Regions from separate parts of the Homo sapiens genome. Here region 1 is linked to region 2. The links are chromatin loops, found by intact Hi-C in ENCODE. Cell type or tissue: mammary epithelial cell. All regions are shown on one strand. Links, peaks and the distances in the headings refer to the core of each region. The heading gives the core; the rest is flanking DNA. Region 1 overlaps UBASH3B (ubiquitin associated and SH3 domain containing B). Region 2 overlaps UBASH3B (ubiquitin associated and SH3 domain containing B).

Region 1 (4,389 bases), core at 158-4,157, 70 kb before region 2:
AGAAATGCTCCAAGTCATCAAGCATTCCTGACATCCTGGGTGGAATTATCTAATCTAAGGCTTTTGCAAGGGAGGAATTTGAGTCCCCACCTAGCCTTTTCTCCTAGAGTTCTGGAAGAGATTATCACACGGTCTCAAAAACTAGAGCTCTAACCTGTTTTTGGTTTATGTGTTTGTTCATTTGTTAGTTCATTCATTTGCCTAGATCAAAAGAGCATTCTCGAGGCCAGGGGCTGTGGGTCGCGCCTGTAATCCCAGCACTTTGGGAGGCTGAGGCAGGCAGATCACTTGAGGCCAGGAGTTCGAGACCGCCTGGCCAACATGGTGAAAGCCCGTCTCCACTAAAATTACAAAAATTAGCCAGGCATGGTGGCGGGCACCTATAATCCTAGCTACTTGGGAGGCTGAGGCAGGAGAATTGCTTGAACCCAGGAGGCAGAGGCTGCAGTGAGCCGAGGTCATACCACTGCACTCCAGCCTGGGCGACAGAGTGAGACTGTCTCAAAAAAAAAAAAAAAAAAAGCATTCTGAATCATGGATTTAAGATAATCATAATAAACAACATGGTCTAGCTTCTAGGTTCTCAGAGCAGAAGAAAGATAAGGCCAACAGTTAGAAGACAGAGGTAAATGCAGTTTAGGAAAGGCATTTAGGAGGAGGCGAAAGAGCAAGTCCCGGAGCGGGCTGGTGGTTGGAGAGATGGTGGGGCCACCATTGTTGTGCACGCTTATTACAAGCCAGGCATTGTGCTGCCTTCTGCACACATTATCTCTGTGTCATCACAACCACCCTGCAAGGCAGGTCCAGTCTCATCCCATTTCTTGAAAAGAAGGCTCAGGGACATTAAGGACCAGACATGATCTCCCCCACCTGAAAAGTGGCAGAGCCAGAAGTCAAACGTTCATCCATCCATCTGGTCGTGGTATCCTCAATCTCTGCCTCCAGAAGCGTGTGATCTTGCTAAATCATAGCTAATGCCGATATAGCCAAAAATGGACAAATAAAGGCACCAAAGTAGAAGTGGTATAGGGGGTGGAAGCTGCCCCATAAGGGCCTGCTGGGGAGAATTGGGGAGGGGGACGGGGCATGTAGAATTGGTAGGCAATGGGAACACAGAAAGCCCATGCCGCATACCACTTCCCTAGAGCTTTTGACTCTCATTCCATAAGGAGAGGAACCCCAGGTGGGTAGGCTTTGTCCTGGGGGCAGGGTGGTGGGGGTGGAGATGGTAGAGCAGCCATGGGAACATAAAGGCATATACCCTGGATTTTCAGGGATAATCATAATTTTCAAATCATCCCTTTTCATTGACAGGCCATAGAGGAAACATTGGTCTTGACTCTTGTTTCAGAAAATAAGGTCCCAGCAAAGTCAATGGGTTAGGAAGTGTGGGAGCCCTGTTCTCTGATGACTGTTGGAAACGAGATTCATGGAAGGAAGCCTGGGCTCTCCTGACTCTGTGCTTCAGTGTCCAGGCAGAATCTCCTCAGTTAATTCTCCAGAAGAGAGCCCCCACCCTTCCTCTTTATACACTCTGGCAAGGGAGCTCCTAATCTTGCAGTCCCAGGCTCCCAAAATCTCTGTAGCAGACATTTTTGGGGGTCCCCCATCTCCTGTCCAAACCTTGGAATTCGTAATCATTTTAGTGCTTAGGGAAAGAGAGGAGAGGTAATCAGACCCTATTCCAAATGCATCTCTTTCCTTCCATTTTTCTTTCGTCACTCTCCAGCCACGTGGGTCCCATCACAAGTCATCAATAACAAGATGGTCACCCCTGAGTCCAAGGGAGGCTCACAAGACTCAGGCAGAGTGAAGCTGAGCACAGGGCAGGATGTGATAAGCAGGCCTGAACGGAGCCGAGGAAGGCCGGGCACTGGCAGCCTTTAAGTGCCTTGCAAGGACATGTGCCGGGAGTGCGTGTATGCCTCTAAGTCTCCTGAGCATGCCCCCGGGCACTTCAGCCTGGCCTTGGCCTCATTACTACCTCATGCTGTGTAACGGGCACAGGTGCATGTGGAAAAAGAATCAAGGTTTTCTGATAGAACCAATTTCCTTTACTGGAGTTTGCAAATAACCTGCTGTCCTTGGGCCTTTGCATTTCCATCTCTAAAATGGGAATACTAATCCTGCCTTCAATGTCCCACTGACTACATACACCCCTCACAAAGATACTGTGAGGAAGAGTGAGTAATAGCAAAGAATCTTAAGGCTAAAAGAACCCCAGGGTTCATTTTTTTCTATCCCTTTACTTCCAGCCAAGTTCTCTACACAATAATACCCATACCAAAGAAAGGAATGTGCCGGGCATAAAGACCATCTAGAAAGGACAGCCCGCAGCTTCCCCTTGGTTTGAAGCCAAGTTGGAAGTTGTCATGCCAGCTGCATTTTTTTTTTTTTTTTTACTGCATTGCTGTTCATCATCAAGTAATTCAGGGCACTAGGGGGAAAAAACTTCTCTGAAAATGAGGGAGTGATTTGCAGCATCTGTTATTTCCTTTTTAATTGAATCTGTTCTTCTCAGATACCAGGAGCAAGTGCCAAAGTCAGCAGTAGAATTCAGCTGTGTACATTTTGAACGAGCTGGAAGATAAGTTTATGAGCACTATACGGATGCAGATTGTACAGAAACCAGATGGCCATATTGTCCTCAAAGTCCTCTGGAGGGCGGTAGCTGACATGAAGCTCCAGCATGAGGAGGTGGGAGGTCTGCTGACTTTCCTAAGGAGCTGCTTGGGTAGATACACACCCAGGGTGGACTTGGATGCTTCCTTGGTGGGGGACGCACGTCACACGAGAGGGGCTTTCTCAGCAGCCCAAATGGACCCAGGGGCTCTCATGCTTGCTTCCATCCTGGCCCTGAGTAATAGGCATAAACCAGGGTCCTGTTGGTGCTCGCTCTTTTTCCCTCACATTCTGCATCCTGTTGAGCACCAGGAGGGTCACCAAGGGAAGCTAGGGAATTTCTACCCCAGAAAGTACCCAACAGCCCTGACTAGCTGGGAGGCAAGAGGAGAACTCCATGGGTTTCACAGGTACCTTCCTACCTGTGGTGTTGCACAAACAAAAGCAAACGCCCTGAAGTATATAGAACTCCACTACCAAGTGCAGCTTCTTAACAGCAGTTACATTTGCAGGAGAAGAGGGGATTTTGCTCCTGGATGAATGAGGAATAGTGGTACAGGGATGTACATCTCTGAGCTGAGCCCCAGGAAGCTGACTGGACATTCATCTTTCTTCTCTGGGTGGTTTTTTTTTTTTTTTTTTTTTTTTTTTTTTGAGATGGATCTCGCTCTGTCGCCCAGGCTGGAGTGCAGTGGTGCGATCTCGGCTCACTGCAAGCTCCGCCTCCTGGGTTCACGCCATTCTCCTGCCTCAGCCTCCCGAGTAGCTGGGACTACAGGCACCCGCCACCACGCCCAGCTAATTTTTTGTATTTTTAGTAGAGACGGGGTTTCACCATGTTAGCCAGGATGGTCTTGATCTCCTGACCTTGTGATCCGCCCACTTCGGCCTCCCAAAGTACTGGGATTACAGGCGTGAGCCACTGCACCCGGCCCAGTGTTCCTCATTTTCACACAGAGGAGTTGAGGCTCACATGGGATGAAGCTCTCTTTAGGGCACACAGGAGGTGCACTGTAGATCCCAAGAATAGCCACACGACGAAGAGAGGCTTTGGTTTGGGAAGTAAAAAGCCATGTGGTCAGCTGACTCTGCGGCATCAGACGAATGCATGTGAAATCATGGATCTCACCCACCTGAGGAAGGTGGGAAGTTACATCAACTGTGATAATAGATCTGTAGATGCAAAAGGCCTTGGAAGGAATATCCTATGGAAATAGAAGATATATTACAGCTTTAGCCTCTTAGGAGTGTGTGTGATTTGTCCAAAAAGATAAGCTTTATGTTAGCAATTATAAAGAAACTATAGGCATGTTGCATTTTTCTGAGAGCCATGGCCAAATTCTTGGTAAGAGTTTTTTTGAAAATCATAGTATTTTATTTTGGGGGCCCTAAAGTTTATTTATCTCAGCCACTCCCAAATCTGGCCACATGTCAGTCATCTCCAGCCTGGGCGACAAAGCGAGACTCCATCTCAAAAAAAAAAAAAAAAATGAATGTTCAGGGTTATTCCTGAAAATTCTGATCCAGTAGGTCTTGGGGAACATGGGAATCTGTATTTTTACTGAACTCCACCAGTAACTCAGATATGCAGCTGGCTTTGTGACCTCATCCAGTGCAGCCTTCCATCAGATGTTTATATCCAGGTTAGAAACCACCTCTGGATAACTTAAGCAGGAAACGAGTTTAGGTGGCTCACAGAACTATCAGGGGCATGGATAATCAGACTCTGGAAACAGGCAGGAGTCAAGGACACTGCTGCAGACACTT
Region 2 (4,389 bases), core at 266-4,265:
TGCCCCTGGAGCTCTATACGTCGTCCAACTTCATCGGCCTCTTTGTAAAGGAAGACAGTGCGGAGGTCCTCAAGAAGTTTGCTGCTGACTTTGCTGCAGAGGCTGCATCCAAAACCGGTGAGCAAACAGCTGCCAGGCCAGCCCTGGGCCCTGTCAATCAAAGAGTTGGAAAGGAAAAAGGATAGGAAATAGTGGTAGAGGAGCAGGATGGGGTCAGGAGGTGGAGGACCCTGCAGGAATGGACGTGTGACAAAAAAACAGCCTTTTCCTGCAGCACCCCACGTCTTGCTCCCTTGTAAAAACGTTCAACCCCTCTTCTGCTGACCTGGAGAGACCGTCTAAGGCTTATTCCCTAACACCCAAGTTGAAGTTTCACAAATGACTTCCATACTGAACTAGAAATGTATTTCTTTGTAGCACCACCATCTCCTCCTAATTCAGAATTAAAGAAACATCCTTTCTCCCTCCCAAGCTCCCGCCCATGTAGGTGTTTATCTGGGTCTCATTGTTCACTCCATGACAATCCAGATCTTTTCTCAGTGGGTAGCAGAGGATAGAGAGAAGAGTGGAAGCACTTCGTATTATATCACAATAAAATCCACTGAACCAATACCCTTCAACTTGCTGAAAACCATTAGACAGGACCCCAAGCCCCAAGAGTCTGTCTAAAAATGTAACCCCTTCCAAATGTCTCCTGCTCTTCTCATGGGAGCTCTTAGTTCAGGACACCTGAGATTTCCTGTCAAAGGAATTAGCTTAAGGGGGTGCTCAAGGCAGGAGACACGATGGAGGTGAAAAGAGGGAGAAGTTTGCAAAGCTCTCCTGTCTGACTACAGGTGTGGACAAGCTCACTTAGCTCAATGACAGCAGGGAAACAGACAGACAATCTGGTGGGGGGAGAGCCTCTTGGCTCGCTCCAGCATGAAATCACAATTGGCAGGTACTTACTGGTCACCTACTATGAGGATTTCTCCTACATGAGGAGTGCTACAGGGAAGAGAACAAGAAGTGGTTTCTCCCGGCCAGGCCCTGTGTAACATCAGCTCTGAAAAGAGAAAGGGGTGGTTCTACCTTCACGGAAGGAAGGAAACTTGCCCTGGGACGATGTTGATCAGGACAATGGAGGAAAGGCCTGCAGGCGGGCGGGTGGCAGGAGCACAGGCAGGCAGGCATGAGATGGTGTGAGCAGAGGACAGTGGGGAGGCTGCCCTGACCAGAGTGGATGGTGCAGGATGCACAGTGGAAGCCGAGTGCTGAGTGCAAAGCTGGAGGAGACGTACAATTCCCCTACCCCTAATTTTAGGGAGTGCCAGAGAGGGGGAAGACCTGAGCAAGGCCGCAGTTTGCTCCTTAGCCTTTTGGCCTTTGGCCTATCCCTCACCTGCCATTGTTCCCTGCTGCTATTTTCATCACCATCTCAGGCCCTTTGTTCCATATTCCTCTTTACCAGAAAAGCACCACACAGGACTTGGGACCTATGAGTGGGATCGGGGCTCAGTATCACTGCAGGATCACAGTGCTCTCGGAAGGAACACAAGGACCTTAAGACCCCTCTGTACCTGGGGAGGGGTCCTCTTTAGACTTTGCAACCCCCACCCCCACCTCTTCCTCTCCCTCAGCGACGGGACTAGTCTCCGGGTCCTGACTTCAGTGAAGCCTGACATTTCATAGGAGCTTAATATTTCAGAGAAAGAGCATAACTGAGAGGCAAATTATTTCCTGCTCTTATCCCTCAATCTCAAGGAAATGGCTTTCTCTCATCCCACAGTAGTTATTGTCAGAACCACTAAATCCCCACAAGGACCAAAACTAATGTCAAAGCCGCAAAACCCAAATCCTTCACAAATGAGAAAAGCAAGCCTCAGCCAGGGCCGCACAGATTCTTGGAGTGCATACTGAGTGAGCAGCAGTCGAAGCCCCAGCTTTCCCTGTGGGACGCGGGTGGAGCCAATTCCTCTCCAAGATCCTGCTGTCATGAAGAACTTGGCCGGCTTCGTTTCTCTGCTGTTGTGTGGCCCCCTGGTGGGGATGTGGAGAACTGGATGACCCTGCGCAGCTTAGCTGGTCCCGCTCCTTATTACCCAGCATGGGAAGCCGGCCACCATGTCTTTGCCCTGGAACTTGGTATTCTCCAGTTGTTGGCAGGACCAGATATCATCAAGTAGATTTAGTGTCTTCCTCCATTTGAAGTGGTCAAGGGAGATTCATTCATGTGCATTTATTCATTTAACAAGTACTGAAAACCTGCATGATATGCTGAGTAAGGATACAGTGTAAGCGAGAGACAAAAACCTTGTTTCATGGGGCTTACACCAAAGAAAGGCAATGCAGTATAAAAGAAAAAGTACTTAAAACCGAAATGCTCAATTTCTAGTTCTATCTTGGGCCACTAATTCTCTGTGTGACTTGACCAAGTTCCTTAAATTCTCAAATTCCCTAATTTCTTCTAGTTGCAACTTCTTCATTATTCTAGTTTGTACAGTAGATGATTCTCCCTCATTGTAAATACAAAAGAGGCCAGGCATGGTGGTTCACACCTGTAGTCCCAGCTACTCAGGAAGCTGAGGTGGGAGCATCACTTGAGCCCAGGAGGTGGAGGCTGTGGTGAGCTATGATCATGCCACTTAACTCTAGCCTGGGCAACAGAGAAAGACCCTGTCTCAAAAAAAAAAAAAAGTACCAGAGAGAGAAAAAAAAGCCATTCCCTCCTATAGGTAGGGTTGTTTTGTTTTGTCTCTTGGGATATCTTAGAATAACAGTCTGTATACTTTAAACCAGTATGTCTCAACTAAGGGTGATTTTGTCTCCCAGGGTACATTTGGCAATGTCTGAGGTCATTTTCAATTGTTACAGCTTGGAGAGTGCTGCTGACGTCTTGTGGGTAGAGGCCAGGGATGCTGCGAAACACCCCATCATGCACAGGACAGCCACCCCCCCCAAAAAATAATTATTCAACCCAAAATGCTGTTGAGAGAAACCCTGCATTAAACTTTGAAAATATCCATCTTTTCCCCTCATTTCTCCATCAATCTCACCCAGAAGCTAAGACACGTGATTCCAAAATGAAGGGAATAGAGCTTTGGGAGTCACGCAGCTATAAAACATGCTTTGTATTTCTACACAAATTATTTCATCACTGTAGGTCATAGTGCCCTCTTCTGAAAGGTGGGGCTGGTGACCACCAACTGGAATGTTGTGAGAAGGACTTAACTAAAAGGACTGCCCTCAGCTGACCCGCAGCTCCTAGAGGAAAGCCGTATGGTGGCTATCTCTTGAACAGTGGCTTGATTCGGAATCTCTTGCCATCCCCTTACCCCCTTATTCTACTGCTGTGAAGGAGAGAAACGTCTTTTGTCTTCTTTGTTATGTGGGAAGCAGAATTTCTCAGGGTACCTTTCTATGCCTTTCCTTAAGTCTTCACCATTGCTATCATCACCACCTTTTAATTACTGACCTTTTTCTTCCTTTTTCCAGAAGTGCATGTGGAACCTCATAAGAAGCAGCTACATGTGACCCTGGCTTACCACTTCCAAGCCAGCCACCTACCCACCCTAGAGAAACTGGCCCAGAACATTGACGTCAAGCTAGGGTGTGACTGGGTGGCTACCATATTTTCTCGGGATATCCGATTTGCTAACCATGAGGTAATGTCTCACTGTGGTTCCAGAAGCTACCAGGTGCAGGGATGCAATCAGAATCAGCAGCTCGCTGCTGCAGGGAGATGGGTACCTACAGGGGAAAAATGGAGCAAGCACCTAACAGAGAGTCCGTTGGCTCAGGATTGTGTCCAGCCTCTGCTTGCCTCACTGGGAGGCTTCCAGCTTGCCTCCCTCCTCTCTGGGTCACAAGTGGTTCATCTGGGTAACATCCCCCTAGTTCTGTCTCCCCTGCCAATCCAACTCCAGCAAAAAAGAAATGAAATGGGAGAGAATAAATAAAAAATATATTGGAAAATTTTTAATATTATATAAATTTATGGTGTTAATGGAAGACATCATTTTGACCTTAGGTGAGTTGAAGAACATATAAATACCAAAGAAAACAAAACAAAAAACAAAAACACTTGCAAAGACATAATCAACAGATATTTGCTGTGTATCTGTATCATGCAAAGTACCATGGAGCATACTGGAATTTTTAAATGTTGTCCTGTCCTCAAGGAGCTTTGAGAACAGACACACATGAAAAGAAAACTCAAGTCACCTCTTGTGAGAGTTTCTGCACATCCCAGTGGGAGGCCTGAGTGAGAAAACTGAATTCCATCACAAGAAGAAAGATTGGTACACCCCTAGCACCCTTCCTTTGAGGGAATCAACATTGCCTTCTAGACAAGTATGTGACATCTTGGAAGCATAATATTGCCTTTTTTTTTTTTTTTTAAATGGAGTT

The links. A loop is a pair of places that touch in the nucleus more often than their neighbours do. Peaks named below come from ENCODE experiments on the same cell type or tissue, not always from the same donor. Only the 100,000 strongest peaks of a DNase experiment are listed, where the experiment ranks them.
Region 1: it touches region 2 in a loop (5-fold over the local background); 5 of 110 quality-filtered maps call a loop at or near these places.

The regions. Positions count from the first base shown.
Region 1 is chr11:122,709,651-122,714,039 of GRCh38, forward strand. The region is part of intron 1 of UBASH3B (ubiquitin associated and SH3 domain containing B); the gene reads left to right. Among named protein-coding and RNA genes, the nearest start is that of UBASH3B, 56 kb to the left of the region's middle. In mammary epithelial cell, for the core only: no CTCF peak of the experiment used is centred there; a DNase peak (open chromatin) is centred at 2,281; H3K27ac peaks cover 189 bases.
Region 2 is chr11:122,779,579-122,783,967 of GRCh38, forward strand. It overlaps UBASH3B (ubiquitin associated and SH3 domain containing B), which reads left to right. Exons shown (of 14, transcript NM_032873.5): 4 at 1-117; 5 at 3,475-3,644. Among named protein-coding and RNA genes, the nearest start is that of CRTAM, 57 kb to the right of the region's middle. In mammary epithelial cell, for the core only: a CTCF peak has its summit at 2,033 (motif pointing left); a DNase peak (open chromatin) is centred at 1,993; H3K27ac peaks cover 442 bases.